Regions from separate parts of the Homo sapiens genome. Here region 1 is linked to region 2. A link is an interaction called in ENCODE POLR2A ChIA-PET data of the cell type or tissue named here. Cell type or tissue: PC-9. All regions are shown on one strand. Each heading gives the region's core, and the rest is flanking DNA. Links, peaks and the distances in the headings are about the cores only.

Region 1 (8,205 bases), core at 2,825-5,324, 370 kb after region 2:
ACAGAGGAAGGAATAGGTGGAAGGGATAGAGCTGAGGAAGCTAGACTTTTCTAAGCATAACTTTTTACATAGTTTTGACTTAAAAAAATTTTAACTTTGAAATTATAGATTAAAACCAGGTGTGGTGGCTCATGCCTGTAATCCCAGCACCTTGGGAGGCCGAGGTGGGCAGATAGCTTAACTCAGGAGTTCAAGACCAGCCTAGGCAACATGGCAAAATCCCATCTCTACAAAAAATACAAAAATTAGCCAGGCGTGGTGTTGTATGCCTGTAGTTTCAGCTACTTAGGGGGCTGAGGCAGAAGGATCCCTTGAAACAGGGAGGTCAAGGCTGCAATGAGCAGAGATCGTACCACTGCACTCCAGGCTGGGCAACAGAGTGAGATCCTGTCTCAAAACAAACAAAAACAAAAAAATGTGACTTGCAAAATAATGCATTGGAGTTACTGCTCTCTTAATACAAATGCTTTGAATTGTGTCTCTGCTTGTCACCCCTGGCCTCTTTTACACCCTGGGGCAATGTGCCATTGTTAGACAAGGAGGATATGTATACCTTCCTTTTGGAAAAAGGATGACTGTAAAAGCAGAAATAAGAAAAGAGAAGCTGTGCCCACAACACTAACATGCTTTTAGGCAAGTCAATTTTAGGAAAGAGTTTATATGAAACTGAAGATCTGGGAATTGATCCCTTAAGAACAAAGTCTGAGTACCCTTTGAAGTCCACTGGTATACCCGTGCCTTTTTGCCTACTCCTTTTTATTCTTACAACCTACTCCAATTGCACCTCTGTCTCCACAACTCAATTGAACATACTTTACAAAGGCCATCAATGACATGCACATTGCTAAACATACACAAAAAATCATGAGCAAGTAGTTACAAGCTTTAGGACAGATATAAAAAGAAATTCTAACGCAGAAATTTTATCCAAAGTTTCATCCATTTTATAATCAATATTAGTAAAAAAGACCAAGACACATGGGCTGGGTGCGGTGGCTCATGCCTGTAATTACAGCACTTTGGGAGGCCGAGGTGGGTGGATCACCTGAGGTCAGGAATTTGAGACCAGCCTGGCCAACAGGGTGAGACCCCATCTCTACTTAAAACACAAAAATTAGCAGGGCATGGTGGTGCACACCTGTTGTCCCAGCTACTTGGGAGGCTGAGACAGGAGAATCTCTTGAACCTGGGAGGCGGAGGTTGCAGCGAGCCAAGATCACGCCACTGCACTCCAGCCTGGGTGACAGACTGAGACTCTGTCAAAAACAAAAACAAAACAAAACAAAAAGACTTAAGACATGGAGTACATTAGTTTAGGGACAGGTCTCCTGATCTAGCCGGCTCCAAGCAGGAGTGAGATAGTTGTGCAGGGGTGCATTTAAGCAAACCTGGCTGGTCCATTTTCTGAACTAGCCAGTCCACTAGAATTTTGATGAAGCATCTCATCAGGTATGGACATGTTGACTAAGAGTCAACTCTGTAAAATGTTTGAAGAGATTTATTCTGAGCCAAATATGAGTGATTATGACCCGTGACACGGCCCTCAGGAGGTCCTGAGAACATGTGCCCAAGGTGTTCGGGGCACAGCTTGGTTTTATACATTTTAGGGAGGCATGAGACATCAATGAAATACGTTTAAGAAATAACATTGGTTTGGTTCAGAAAGATGGAGCAACTCAAAGCAGGGATTTCCAGGCTATAGGTAAAGGTAAACATTTTCTTTTTTTTTTCTGTGATGGAGTCTCACTTTGTTGCCCAAGCTGGAGTGCAGTGGCACGATCTCTGCTTACTGCAACCTCTGCCCGCCGGGTTCAAGCAATTCTCCTTCCTCAGCTTCCCAAGTAGCTGGGACTACAGGTGCATGCCACTACGCCCGGCTAAATTTTTGTATTTTAGTAGAGACGGGGTTTCACCATGTTGCCCAGGCTGGTCTCGAACTCCTGAGGTCAGGCAATCTGCCCGCCTTGGTCTTCCAAAGTGCTGGGATTAGAGGCATGAGACACTGTGCCCAGCCAATTTAAACATTTTCTAATTGACAAATGGTTGAGTTCACAATTGTCTGAAGACCTGGGATCAATAGGAAGCACATGTTCAGGTTAAGATAAAAGATTATAATACTTCAAAAGGTTCTTTTGAAGTCTTATAATGGCTACCCTTAGAGATGATAGATGACAAATGTTTCCTATTCAGACCTTTAAAACAATGCTAGACTCTCAGTCTCTTCAGGATTGGGAGGGCCTGGAAGAAAAAGATCTAGCTGTGTTAATAGAGATTCTTTACAGATGCATATTTTCCCCCACAAAGCACAGCTTTGCAGGACCATTTCAAAATATGGCAAAGAAACATGTTTTGGGGTAAAATATTTTGACTTTCTTCTTTGTCACATGTCATGCCAGAGTCAGACTGGAAAGCAAGTCACCATATATAGGGTTAAATAAAACTCATCTGATGAGAATTTATGGTTTGTTGGGCATGACTCCCCAGGCCCCTTAGATAGGAATTTGGGCCAGATTAAAAAAAAAAAAAAAAATCAAAGCTTAGTCCTGAGGCAGCTTCTGAAATGGTGGGAAAAAATGTGAGTTTTGAGGAAACATTTGGTTCAGCCATTGTTCTTAAGAGATACTGACATTTCAACCTACTATAAAGAGGGAAATTTAAAGTATTAAAGTATTAATGAGTTGGTAGGACCCGCTTTTCTTTTTTTTTTTTTTTTTAATTCACTGGCCCCGAAAGAAACTTCTCTGTCAGGCCACAATATAACCAGATACCAGACACACGAGATGTTTTGGAGGGAGGGTGGTGGAGCCAAGATTGCAGCTCCTTATTGAGGAAAACAGTCCTCAGAGATCCAGAGTCATTTCTCCTGTGTTCAGCTTGAAAACCTTGGGCAACTTCTGGAGATTTCAACGTCTCACAGAGTGCGGAAACATGACTGGCGCAGCATCCTTTCCGGAATTGGTGATGTCCTTCCTGTAAGGGTTGATTTTCCATCTCATCAACCAAATCGGGAAAGCCGCAGCATCCTTTTCTCCAAGAATGACAGGTGGTTTATCTCAGGCTTTTCTGTCCCGGCGCCTTTCTCTCCAATGCAGTCTATGGAATATATATATAGAGAGAGAGCGTGAGAGAGAGAGAGACGGAGTCTCGCTCTGTCGCCCAGGCTGAAGTGCAGTAGCGCGATCTTGGCTCACTGCAAGCTCCGCCTCCCGGGTTCACGCCGTTCTCCTGCCTCAGCCTCTCGAGTAGCTGAGACTACAGGCGCCCGCCACCACGCCCAGCTAATTTTTTTGTATTTTTAGGAGAGATGGGGTTTCACCGTGTTAGCCAGGATGGTCTCGATCTGCTGACCTCGTGATCCGCCCGTCTCGGCCTCCCACAGTGCTGGGATTACAGGCATGAACCACCGCGTCCGGCCTGGAATATTTTAAAATATGCAGATTATTAACCCCGACACTTTTGAAAGTCCTTTGTAACCAACTTCCTCCTCAATATAAAATATTAATGTAATTTGGCCGGGTGAGGTGGCTCACGCCTGTAATTCTAGCACTTTGGGAGGCCGAGGCGGGTGGACTGCCTGAGCTCAGGAGTTTGAGACCAGCCTGGGCAACACGGTGAAACTCCGTTTCTACTAAAATACAAAAAATTAGCCGGGTGTGGTGGCGCGCGCCTGTAATCCCAGCTACTCAGGAGGCTGAGGCAGGAGAATTGCTGGAGTCCGGGAGGCGGAGGTGCAGTGAGCCGAGATCGCGCCACTGCACTGCAGCCTGGGGAACAGGGCGAGAATCCGACTCTTTAAAAAAAGAGAAAAAAATTTAAGTAATTTAATTTTTTATTTTTTTCCGCCCCCGCCGTCCCGCCCCTAGCATTAATTTTTAAAACTCGCTTTAGACACCGTTTGGAGGGGGCCAGGTGCTGAATACCTGCTGATGTAATGCAGTGATTTTTTGTTTGAGGGCCACAGGAAGACCCCTTGTGGCTGTTGTACTGGCATTCCCTCTTCATAGCAGGGATGGTGCCTCTGGACATTTTCCGACAGCAGGGATCGTTGGGTGAGGTTAGCAGCGCCAGCCCGGGTTAGCGGAAGCAGCCTTCAGGTCTCCTAGGAGAGCAGGTTTATGAGCATGCGCAGCGGATTTTCCGTTAGGGAAGCCGATGGGGCGCGGCTCCTTGGAGCATGCGCACACAAACTTTCCGCTAGGAATCAAGCGAGCATGCGCACACAGATGTTAGGGTTCGGGCGAGCTATTTGGAGCCTGCGCAGTCAGATCCGAGGACATGTTGACGTCGTCCGAGAGTCTTAAAATCCTGCTCTGGCCGGATTCCAGACTCGTGGGGGAAAGGCTGGTATGTTCGTTTTATAACAGGAGTTTTAGCGTCATCTTTTGTCCTTGGATAAGTTTTTCCAAATATAAATATATTAAATATTCATTTAAAATATCTAAGAATTAACAGGCAGCAGTGCATTAGACAAATGGGCGAAGTACTGGGGTACCAAGTTCACAGAAAAATAGTAGTTAAAAATAGACTTTAAATATATGAAAAGATGCTTAGCTGCATGTTTTTGTGTTTTTTATTTATTTATTTATTTTTTTGAGATGGAGTCCTGTGTTGCCCAAGCTGGAGTGCAGTAATGCAATCTCGGCTCACTGCACCCTCCGCTGCCCGGGTTCAAGTGATTCTCCCACCTCAGCCTCCCGAGTAGCTGGAATTACAGGCAGGTGCCACCACGCCAGGCTAATTTTTATATTTTTAGTAGAGATGGGGTTCACCATGTTGGCCAGGCTGGTCTCGAACTCCTGACCTCAGGTTATCGGCCTGCCTCAGACTCCCAAAGTGCTGGGATTACAGGCGTGAGCCACCGCGCCCGGCCTGTTTTGTATTTTATTTTTTCTGAGACAGGTGGCACGATCACAGCTCACTACAGCCTCCACTTCCCAAGCCCAAGCAATCCTCCCACCTCAGTTTCACCAAGTGCTAGGATTACAGGCCAGCTTCAGTTTTAATAAAAATGCAAATCATCATGATTGGTGAACATTGAAACGTTTGGTAATATACTCAATATAGGAGGGTGTCAGGAAAACAGGTGCAGTGTTACAGTGCTAGTAGGAGCAGAATGCAGCAATCCTTAGTGGTTATCAAAACCACACTGAATAATATTTGCATTTTGATCCAACAATCCCACTTTGGGGAATTTTGCCTCCAAATACACTTGCATACATGTAAAGTAATATGTGTATGAGATTATTGATTGTAATAGCAAAAGGTTGTAAACTACGTGAGTATCCATCAGAAGACTGATATTATAAACTACAGTACATACACACAATGGAACATTATGCAGCTATGAAAAAGAGTGAGGAATCAGTTCCCAACATACTAATGTGGAACCATCTCTAGCATATCTTACTAAGCGAAAAAAGCCCAGGTGCCAAACAGTGTATAAATTATGCTTTTTGTGTAGAAAAGGATAAATGAGAGTCATATGATCCTTATTTCCACATAAATTCTGGCAATATACTCAAGAAACTAATAGTCATGGTTTCTTATGAGATGGAGGGTAGGACTGAGATAGGGTGAGAGACTTCTCAATGTATTCCTCATTATAATATATTGAATTATCTGAATGCTGTTCATTAAAAACAAAAATAACACTACAATAACTTTTTTTAAAAAAGCTAGAAACATATAATATTAAAAAAGGGGCCAGGTGCGGTGGCTCATGCTTGTAATCCCAGCATTTTGGGAGGCCGAGACGGGCAGATCACGAGGTCAGGAGATGGAGACCGTCGTGGCCAATGTGGTGAAACCCCGTCTCTACTAAAAATACAAAAATTAGACTGGCGTGGTGGCGCATGCCTGTGGTCCCAGCTACTCAGGAGGCTGAGGCAGGAGAATTGAATCGCTTGAACCAGGGAGTCGGAGGTTGCAGTGAGCCGAGATGGCGCCACTGCACTCCAGCCTGGCGACAGAGCAAGACTTCGTCTCAAAAAAAAAAACAAAAAACAAAAAAACTGGAGGCTGGGTGTGTGGCTCACACCTCTAATCCCACCACTTTGGAAGACTGAGACAGGAGGATTGCTTGAGCACAGGAGTTTTGAGACCAACCTGGGCAGCATGGTGAAAACCCACATCTACAAAAAGAACATCAACAACAAAAAACCTCCAAATTAGATGGGAGTGGTGGTGGGCGCCTGTAGGCCCAACTACCCGGGAGGCTGAGGTGGGGGGATCGGTTGAGCCCAGGAGACAGAGGTTACAGTGAGCTGAGATCCTGCCACTGCACTCCAGCCTAGGCAACAGAGGAAGACTCTCAAAAAAAGAGAAAGAAAGAAAAAAAGGTGAAATTATGGGAGATTTTTCCTTTCCTTTCCTTTTTTTTTTTTGACAAGGTTTTCTCTGTTGCCGAGACTGCACAATGGCGCCATCACAACTCACTGCCCAGGCTCAAGCGATCTGCGGGCCTCGGCTTCCCAAAGTGTTGGGATTACAGGGGTGAGCCACTTTTCCCAGACAATAATATTATTTTACATGTTTTTACACACAAAAGAGTTTTCTTGGAATAACAAGAGTTCATCCAAAGTGTTTTACCAATTTCCATTTCCATCTGCAGTATCGAAAACCTTCCTCTTGCTGCATGTCCTCACCAGTTCTTAGAATTGACAGACTACTTTTTTTTGTCAATCCTGTGGTATAAAATATTACCTGATTTTGTTTTCACTTTGCATTTCTGTGATAATTAGCGAGGTGAGCCTCTTATATTTATTGCCCATTCGTCCTTTGTCCTTTGAGAAGTACCTTTTTTCTATTTTGCCTTTCCCTTTTTTATAGGCGTTTTAAAAATATTCTATACGTTGATCCTTTAAAGATTATTTGTGTGGCAAATATTTTCTACCAGTCTGTGGGTTGCCTTTTTGTTTGTTTTTTGTTTGTTTTGAGACTGAATCTTGCTCTGTCGCCCAGGCTGGAGTGCAGTGGTGTGATCTTGGCTCACTGCAACCTCCGCCTCCTGGGTTGGAGCAATTCTCCTGCCTCATCCTCCCGAGTAGCTGGGACTACAGGCACATGCCACCACGCCTGGCTAATTTTTTGTATTTTTAGTAGAGATGGGGTTTTGCCATGTTGCCCAGGCTGGTCTCAAACTCCTGACCTCAGCTGATGCTCCTGCCTTGGCTTCACAAAGTGCTGGGATTACAGTGTGGGTTGCCTTTTAACATAATTTCTGTTTTGTTTTTAACTTTGGAAAGGAATATATATGGAATATATATATTTAAATATATGTATTATATATAATATATAAAAATGTATATGTATTATATATATAATATATAAAAATATATATGTATATATTTTTTAGATGGAGTTTCGCTCTTGTTGCCCAAGCTGGAGTGCAATGGTGCCATCTCGGCTTACTGCAACCTCCGCCCCCTGGCTTCAAGCAATTCTCCTGCCTCAGCCTCCTGAGTAGCTGGGATTACAGGTGCCTGCCACCACGTCCAGCAAATTTTTATATTTTTGGTAGAGATGGGGTTTCACCATGTTGGCCAGGCTGGTCTCGAAATCCTGACCTCAGGTGATCTACCTGCCTCAGCCTCCCAAAATGCTGGGATAACAGGCATCAGCCATGCACCTGGCCTGGAAAGGAATATTTTAATAAAATTATTTTTATTGTTTTACTTGTTTTGGAAATAGAGGATAGTTTTTTAACTAATTTTAAAATCTGACACTAATGTTTATTACTCATTTGGATATCCTCTTGCGTGAAATGCCTGTTCAAGACTTTTGCCCATTTTCTATTGTCTTATTGATTTACAAGAGTTCTTTATATATTCTGAGTACATGTCCTTTGTATATGAATAGTGTTTAGCTTGTCTTTTGTTTTTTTGAGATGGATCCTCGCCTTGTCACCCAGGCTGGAGTGCAATGGCACAATCTCGGCTCACTGCAACCTCCGTCTTCCAGGTTTAAGCGATTCTCCTGCCTCAGCCTCCTGAGTATCTGGGATTACAGGTGCACAACACCACACCCCGCTAAGTTTTGTATTTTCAGTAGAGACGGGGATGTTGATAATAGGGAGGCTATGCCTGTGTCGGGGCAGGAGGTCTATGGGAAAACTCTGTATCTTCTGCTATATTTTGCTCCGAACCTAAAACTACTCTAGAGAAATAAGGTTTTCAAAACAAACAAGAAGTCCTCCACAATCTGTCT
Region 2 (8,205 bases), core at 2,240-4,739:
AGAGTATGGAATCTAAAATCATATCAAACTTGTTGTATTCTGTTACATGACAGTCCACTGATCTGTCTTGTTCTTTGAGTGGTCCCTTTATTCATGCATGATTTTGTACTATCATGCCTTGGTCATTTGGAAAATATTGGTTCACAAAATTATTTGGATGTTCCAAATGTTAATACACATTTCACTATAAAATGTGAAAAAAAAAAAACCAGCAGTCATTAGTGACCAGTCTCAACAGAAAAGTATGGAAAGGTGTCAAGCTCATAGTAACAGATAAAAGTTGTCTGAAATTCAGATTTAACTTGAAAGCTTAAATTTTATTATTGGCAACAAATTTTGTCATTTGTTTTAGTTGAACTGAGAGGTTCCTTTTGTCCATTTTTAAGGAAATACCTAACTGAATAACTATAGTTTATCTGCCAGTTATTTTTTCAGGTGAAACTGGTGTTCCTTGAAAAAAGCAGGTAGTTGAGCTTACAACTTACACAGTTTCACATGTTCTTTCCCCACCTTTATTTTTAACTGCAAGTGTGTGGTGGTGAAGATATTTTTTTCTGCTAGTGCAGTTTGTTGCCCCATGTGTTTTTTGTTTTTTGTTTTTTTTTTGAGACGGGAGTCTCGCTCTGTCGCCCAGGCTGGAGTGCAGTGGCGCGATCTCGGCTCACTGCAAACTCCGCCTCCCGGGTTCACGCTGTTGCCCCATCTTGATTGACTGCCAAGGTACCTGCAGTTTTATCCACTGTTTCTTTTGCACCATCAGTGCAAATGTTAACACGGTGAAAAAAGCCTTAGTATTATTATAAAAAAAGTTTGACCTCACAGATTCCCAGGGGTACCCAGACCATACTTTGAGAACTAATGTCTTTTTTTTTTTTTTTGAGACAGAGTCTCACTCTATTGCCCAGGCTGGAGTGCAGTGGCGTGATCTCAGCTCACTACAACCTCCGCCTCCCGGGTTCAAGCGATTCTCCTGCCTCAGCCCTTTGAGTAGCTGGGAATATAGATGCCCACCACCACACCTGGCTAATTTTTGTATGTTTAGTAGAGACAGGGTTTCACCATTTTGGCCAGACTGGTCTCGAGCGCCTGACCTCAGGTGATCCACCCACCTCAGCCTACCAAAGGGCTGGGATTGAGAACCAATGTTTTATAGTGTCTTGTTTGACCGAATCATTATTGCACTTTGGTGTATTTCCAGATTGTAACAGTAAATTACAGTATTTGTGGAAAAGGTTTACATTGAAGTAATTACAGTGTTGTAATTGGGAGGTATTTGATTAATAGTCAAGGAAGAAAACTAAAAAATACTCAGGCACATCTCATTTTGGATTGCATTACCCATGTCTTTTTTAATTACCCTAAAGCAAACTGATTTCTCATAAGTGGTAAATTTCATACACATAAAATAAGCCCCAATGTTTTATTATCTTTCATATTTTTAGCATTCGAGAGTCTGGAAGTTAGGAGGGCATTTGAATTAACTGAGAATTTGCTGCATAGTGAAAAATGAATGCTTTGTCTTTTTCAGGTTGTAGAGTTACTGATGAAATTTTGCATTTAGTGCCAAATAAAGAAACTTTTAGACTCACCCTAAGAGCTGTCAAATTATGGGCAAAACGTAAGTATCCCTAGTCTTTTATGTTTGCATTATAAAATTCTAATTTTCTCTTGCCAGTGAAAGAAGCATATATAGAAACTCTGAACCTAATGATATTGTTGGAGGTTAAGGGCCAATAAACTCTGTAATAGCTATTTGCTTTTCAAGTACAGTGGTTATGGTGTTTTGATAAGTAGTATACCTCTTCCTCCCTTGGGTAAAAACTTAAAGCCCTGACTTTTCATCTTAGGTTCAGTCAGGCAGTCAGAATAATTCAGAACTTGAAGACTGATACCCTCCCTGTGGGTAACACCATCTTACGTATCTTTGTATTCACACCAGCAAAGAGTCTGGTTTATACTGTAGTAGGTGTTCATTAAGTGAAGAGTCTACAGTGATGACTTTCACTTGTTTTTACCTTATAACACTTTTCTAATAAAGCCTGGAACTGTTACTAGTTTATATATATAGTTTATATATTTAGGTTCATAAAAATCCCTTTGCTTACCACTGAGCTGGCACAGCACATTCTGTATTATTATTTAAGCACACCTCTGAGATATTGTAGGTTTGGTTCCAGACAACTGCAGTAAAGCAAATTACAATTTTTTTTTTGTTTCCCAGTGCATATAAAAGTTACATTTACACTATACTGTAGTCTTTTTTTTTTTTCTTTTTTTGAGACGGAGTCTTGCTCTGTCGCCAAGGCTGGAGTGCAGTGGGCAATCTTGGCTCACACCAACCTCTGCCTCCCGGGTTCAAGTGATTCTCCTGCCTCAGCCTACCAAGTAGCTGGGATTATAGGCACGCACCACCATACCCGGGTAATTTTTTGTATTTTTGGTAGAGACGGGGTTTCACCATGTTTGTCAGGCTGGTCTCCAACTCCTGACCTTGTGATCCGCTCGCCTCGGCCTCCCAAAGTGCTGGGATTACAGGCGTGAGCCATCAAGCCCGGCTCCAAAATGTGTTTCTTAAATGGTAAAACAAGAAGATAACTCCTTGATCCATGGGCTATAGAATAGATGCTGTATTAGCAGACATGAAAGTAACTTTAATCTCCTAGTATGTGTCCACTGGAGCTCGTGGGTGACTAGGTGCATTGTCAAAAGAGCAGTCCTACTTAGAAAGGAATCTTTTTTTTTTCTGAGCAGTAGATCTCACCAATGGGCTTTAAAATACTCAGTAAACCATGCTGTCAACAGCTGTGCTGTCATCTAGGCTTTGTTGTTCTGTTTGTACAGCACAGACAGTAGAGTGAGCATCATTCTTAAGGGCGCTGGGATTTTGGGAATGTTAAATGAGCATTGGCTTCATTTTTTTTTTTTTTTTTTTTTTTTTTTGAGATGGAGTCTCACTGTCTCGCCCAGGCTGGAGTGCAGTGGCGCGATCTCAGCTCACGGCAACCACCGCCTCCTGGGTTCAAGTGATTCTCCTGCCTCAGCCTCCCAAGTAGCTGGAATTACAGGCATGTGCCACCACACCTGGCTAATTTTTGTATTTTTAGTAGAGATAGGGTTTTACCATGTTGGCCAGGCTGATCTTGAAGTCCTGACCTCAGGTGATCTGCCTGCCTTGGCCTCCCAAAGTGCTGGGATTACAAGCATGAGCCACCATGCCCGGCCAGCTTCAATTTAAAGTCACCAGCTGCATTAGCCTCTAACAAGAGAATCACCTACCCTTTGAAGCTTTGAAACCAAGCTTCTCCTCTCTAGCTGTGAAAGTCCTAGATGGCATCTTCTTCCAGTATAAGGCTGTTTCATCTACATTGATAATTTGTTGTTTAGTGTAGCCACCTTCATCAATGATTTTAACTAGATCTTCTGGATAACTTCCTGCAACTTCTGCATCAGCACTTGTTGCACTTCTAGTTGTGGAGATGGCTTCTTTCTTTAAACCTTATGAACCAATCTTCACTAGCTTCAGACTTTTCTTCTGCACCTTCCTCACCTCTCTCAGCCTTCATATGATTGAAGAGAAGTTAGGGCTTTGCTCTGGATTAGACTTTGGCCTAAGGAAACATTGTGTCTTGTTTGATCTTCCATCCAGACCGTTAAAATTTTCTATCAGCAGCCAGGCGCAGTGGCTCACAGCTGTAATCCCAGTACTTTGGGAGGCCGAGGCGAGCGGATCATGAGGTCAGGAGAGTTCGAGATCAGCCTGACCAACATAGTGAAACCCCCTCTCTACTAAAAATACAAAAATTAGCCGAGTGTGGTGGCACGTGCCTGTAATCCCAGCTACTCGGGAAGCTGAGGCAGGAGAATCACTTGAACCCAGGAGGCAGAGGTTGTGGTGAGCTGAGATGGCACCACTGCACTCCAGCCTGGGCGACAGAGCAAGACTCCGTCTCAAAAAAAAATTTTTTTTTTCTGTCAGCAATAAAGCAGTTTTACTTTTTTTGTCATTCCTATATTCACTGGAGAGTAGCACTTGTAATTTCTGTCAATAACTTTTCCTTGGCATTCACAGCTTGGTTAACTGATTGGCACAAGGGGCATAGCTTTCGGACTATCATAACTTTCAACATGCCTTTTTCACTGAGCTTAATCTTTTCTAGTTTTTGATTTAAAGTGAGAGACATACGACTCTTTCTTTTACTTGAACACTTAGAGGCCATTAAGGGTTCTTAACTGGCCTAATTTAAGTATTGTTGTGTCTCCAGGAGTAGGGAGACCTGAGGAGAGGGAGAGAGATGGGTAATGACCAGTTGGTGGAGCATTCAGAACATATACATTTACCAAGTTCACCGTCTTATATGGGCTCAGTTTGTGGTGCCCCAAAACAATTACAATAGTAACATCAAAGATCACTAATCACAAATCACCATAACAGATATAATAATAATGAAAAAGTTTGAAATATTGTGAGAATTACTAAAATGTGACACAGAGACATGAAGTGAGAGCTTATGCTCTTGGAAAAATGGTGCTGAAAGATTTTCTCAACTCAAGGTTGCCGCAAACCTTCAGTTTGTAAAAAACTCAGTATCTGTGAAGTGTAATAAAGCAAAACACAACAAAACGAGGTATGCCTTTATATTTTATTTCATTTTATTTTTTTAGACAGGGGCTTGCTGTATCTCCCAGACCGGAATGCAGTGGTGCAATTATAGCTCACTGCAGCCTCAACCTTCTGGGCCCAAGCGATCCTTCCACTCTAGCCTCCCGAGTAGCTAGAACTACAGGCATATGCCACTACACCCGGCTAATTTTATTTTATTTTATTTTATTTTATTTTATTTATTTATTTTTTAGCAGAGACGAGGTGTTGCTATGTTAGCTAGGCTGGTCTCAAACTCCTGAGCTCAACCAGTCCTCCTGCCTTGGCCTCCAAAAGTGGTGGGATTACAGGTGTGAGCCACAGTGCCTGGCTGAGTGTGACAGTTAAAGGTTTCTTTTCGGGGTGCTGAAAACATTCTAGTATTGATCATGTTGATGATTGCACAACTCTCAGTATACTAAAAAACCATTGAATTGTGTACTTTAAATGGACGAATCTTATGGTATGTGAATTACATCTCAATAAAGCTGTTACAAGTTAAAAAATAGCAACACATGGCTTGTGGCTACCATATTGGACAGTGCAGGTCTAAAAAGATAGTAAGCAAGTAGAATTTGTCCTTGGGCTCAAGTGTCTTGTATACTTAAGATAAAGTAAAATTTGCACTGAAGGGATAACATGAACAATTTGCCCTTCTTTAAAGATTAAATGCCATGTTTTGTCAGTTAGATGCATATTTTTCATATTTACCACATCTGAAATTGGTATTTTGTAGGTTTTTTTCTTTTGCTCGCTTGGCGGGACATAATATAGATAGCTATATAAAAAACGGTCATGACAACCATGGTGGTGCACCCCTGTAATCATAGCTACGCAAGAGGCTGAGGTGGAGGATCAGTTGAGCCCAGGAGTTTGAGGCTACAGTGAATTATGATTGTGCCAGTTCACTCCAGTCTGGGTGACAGAGTGAGAGCCCATCTCTTAAAAAAAGAAAAAAAAAAATAGAAATGAATGATATCAGTGGTGTATTCTACTTTATGGAGAGGTATCCAAATTCTGTGAAATACTGAAGTAAGTCTCCAGCTTTATACTTGATTTAAAAATACCCATGAATATGATTATTAATTAAATATTCATTCTTCCCCATTGTCTCTCCAAATGTCTCCTTCCTTTCATTTTTCTCTCAATCCTAAATACTGAAAAATGGGGAATTTCAATGTAGTATCAGTGGAGCCCAGTTGGGCAGTTGGAACTGAGGCAAAGAACTGAGGTGTCTGTATTAGAAGGGAAAGTAAGGAGGGTAAGATTAGCAATTTATGGTTTACTAATTAGACTGTGGGCCTAATGTGAAGGTCTGCTTATCAGTTTTAATGTTTTGTTTATAGGGGAAAATTTCCAACCAACCGTCTTATGAATAAAGTTACCTTGTTGAATGTCACGGATATTCATTCACCTTGTAAAGAGCAGAAAAAAAAAGAATGTCACAGATAGTAGGTCCTAATAATAATTAACAAATATATTGATTTTCTAGGACGTGGTATTTATTCCAACATGCTAGGATTCCTTGGTGGTGTCTCCTGGGCAATGCTAGTTGCAAGAACTTGCCAATTGTATCCAAATGCAGCAGCATCTACTTTAGTTCATAAGTTCTTTTTAGTTTTTTCCAAGTGGTAAGTATTTACGTGTGTACTTTGACTGTTTACTAATCTCTACCTATGCGTAAGTTTGTTTGGAAATTTAAGAGCTATACATAGACTTTTTCTGTTGTTTTACATTGCTTTGTAAAGTTGAAAGTATAAAACATCAACTTTGAGGCAATGGTGGGACATCTAATTGGCACCTTCTTCCAGGGATTTGTAAATGTGGGCCTTTAGCTTGGGAGAGCAGTTAAAATAAGTTTGGCTTTGCAAATTACTAGTTATGTAGAGGTCGTTTAAGCTTTCCTCATTTGTAAAATGGAGATGATAATCACATTGATATATTAGTATTTTCAGTAAATGTTGGCTGTTGCTGTTACTAAATTATCGGAATTAAATCCATGAAAGCAAATGAGAAGGAAGTGAAAGATTCAGGTGTAAATTAGTTACAGTTAATGAAAAGTAATATTTGCCCTTTCAGAGAACACTGCATTAAAATGAGCAGCCTTTCCTTTGTATACTTTCTTACCTAGCCTTTTTTTTTTTTTTTTTAATTGAGACAGGGTCTCACTCTGTTGCCCAGGCTAGAGTGCATGCATCTCAGCTCACTGCAGCCTCTGCCTCCTGGGCTCAAGTGATCCTCTCACCTCAGCCTCCTGAGTACCTGGGACTATAAGCGTGCACCACTAGGCATGGCTAATTTTTGTGTTTTTAGTAGAGACAGGATTTCTCCATGTTGCCCAGGATGGTCTCGAACTCCTGAGCTCAGGTGATCTGCCTGCCTCAGCTTCCCAGAGTACTGGGATTACAGGCATGAGCCACCATGCTCGGCCTTTTTTTCCTTTAATACCAAATACCCAGAACATTCACTCTGTAGAAGGTTAGAACAATCTAATAATTATAAAGTTTCATGTAGTACCTGAAGTGAGATCATGTGTAAGTTAATTTGCCTTATTCATGTCAGGGAATGGCCAAATCCTGTGCTGCTGAAGCAACCAGAAGAAAGCAATTTGAATTTGCCTGTCTGGGATCCTCGGGTATGTGATTTATTATGGAGTTTCTTTAAAGCTTTTAAGGAAGAGGACATTTCACTAAATTACAGTCTAGTTAAAGATAGTTCCTCTTGTCTCTGTTCTTCCTTCTATATAACTATAGTCCCCTTCCTCCTTCTGCTGTGGTTTTTGTTTTGTTTTTTGTGCAGATGATTAGGATCACTAATGCTGATCCAAATGTTATGTCATTAAAAATCGCCCATGTAAGATGAGTGGGTGTCTTATGGACAGTGTCATAATCCAGTGTGGAAAAAATGTCTCAAAAGTAATTGGATACTTGGCTGGGCATGATGGTTCACGCCTGTAATCCCAGCTCTTTGGGAGGCCGAGGCGGGTGGATCACCTGCGGTCAGGAGTTCAAGACCAGCCTGGCCAACGTGGTGAAACCCCCTCTCTACTGAAAATATAAAAAATTAGCCGGGCGTGGTGGTGCACACCTGTAGTTCCAGCTACTCTGGAGGCTGAGGCACGAGAATCACCTGAACCCCAGAGGCACAGGTTGCAGTGAGCCGAGACTGTGCCACTGCACTCCAGCCTGGGTGACGAGTTGAGACTTCGTCTCAAAAAAAAAAAGTAATTGGTTACTAATAATAAAGTACTAAAGTATAATAAAAGATTTACTTTGCAATACAATTTAAAGCAAATTCATTGTTCCAGGGTAGCATAATTCTCCCATATCTTGCATTTTAATTTGCTTTTAGAGTGAGTGCTCATTCCTCTAGGTAACCAAGGGGAAGTCATCCATTGAGTGGGTGGTGAAAAAGGATTGAGAACCATTAAACCAGATAATGCTTTTTGTAGTTATAATACTGTATTTCCTTGATTATAAGAGATCATTGTTTATAAGATGCACATCAATTTAACAGCTTTTCTGAGGAAAAATATACTTCTGCAGTATTTCCTTTGACTTTGACTA

What was found. Peaks named below come from ENCODE experiments on the same cell type or tissue, not always from the same donor. Only the 100,000 strongest peaks of a DNase experiment are listed, where the experiment ranks them.
Region 1: POLR2A ChIA-PET joins it to region 2 with 18 read pairs; 2 of 35 experiments call an interaction of 5 or more read pairs at or near these places.

The regions. Positions count from the first base shown.
Region 1 is chr2:61,140,853-61,149,057 of GRCh38, forward strand. It overlaps C2orf74-DT (C2orf74 divergent transcript), which reads right to left and starts at 4,123. Exons shown (of 2, transcript NR_036496.1): 1 at 3,921-4,123; 2 at 740-3,093. It also overlaps a transcript of C2orf74 not described here. RefSeq lists enhancers at 3,336-4,257, 3,952-4,301. In PC-9, for the core only: no CTCF peak of the experiment used is centred there; a DNase peak (open chromatin) is centred at 4,179; H3K4me3 peaks cover 2,071 bases.
Region 2 is chr2:60,773,506-60,781,710 of GRCh38, forward strand. It overlaps PAPOLG (poly(A) polymerase gamma), which reads left to right. Exons shown (of 22, transcript NM_022894.4): 8 at 1,529-1,618; 9 at 6,132-6,270; 10 at 7,202-7,274. Among named protein-coding and RNA genes, the nearest start is that of PAPOLG, 21 kb to the left of the region's middle. In PC-9, for the core only: no CTCF peak of the experiment used is centred there; no DNase peak of the experiment used is centred there.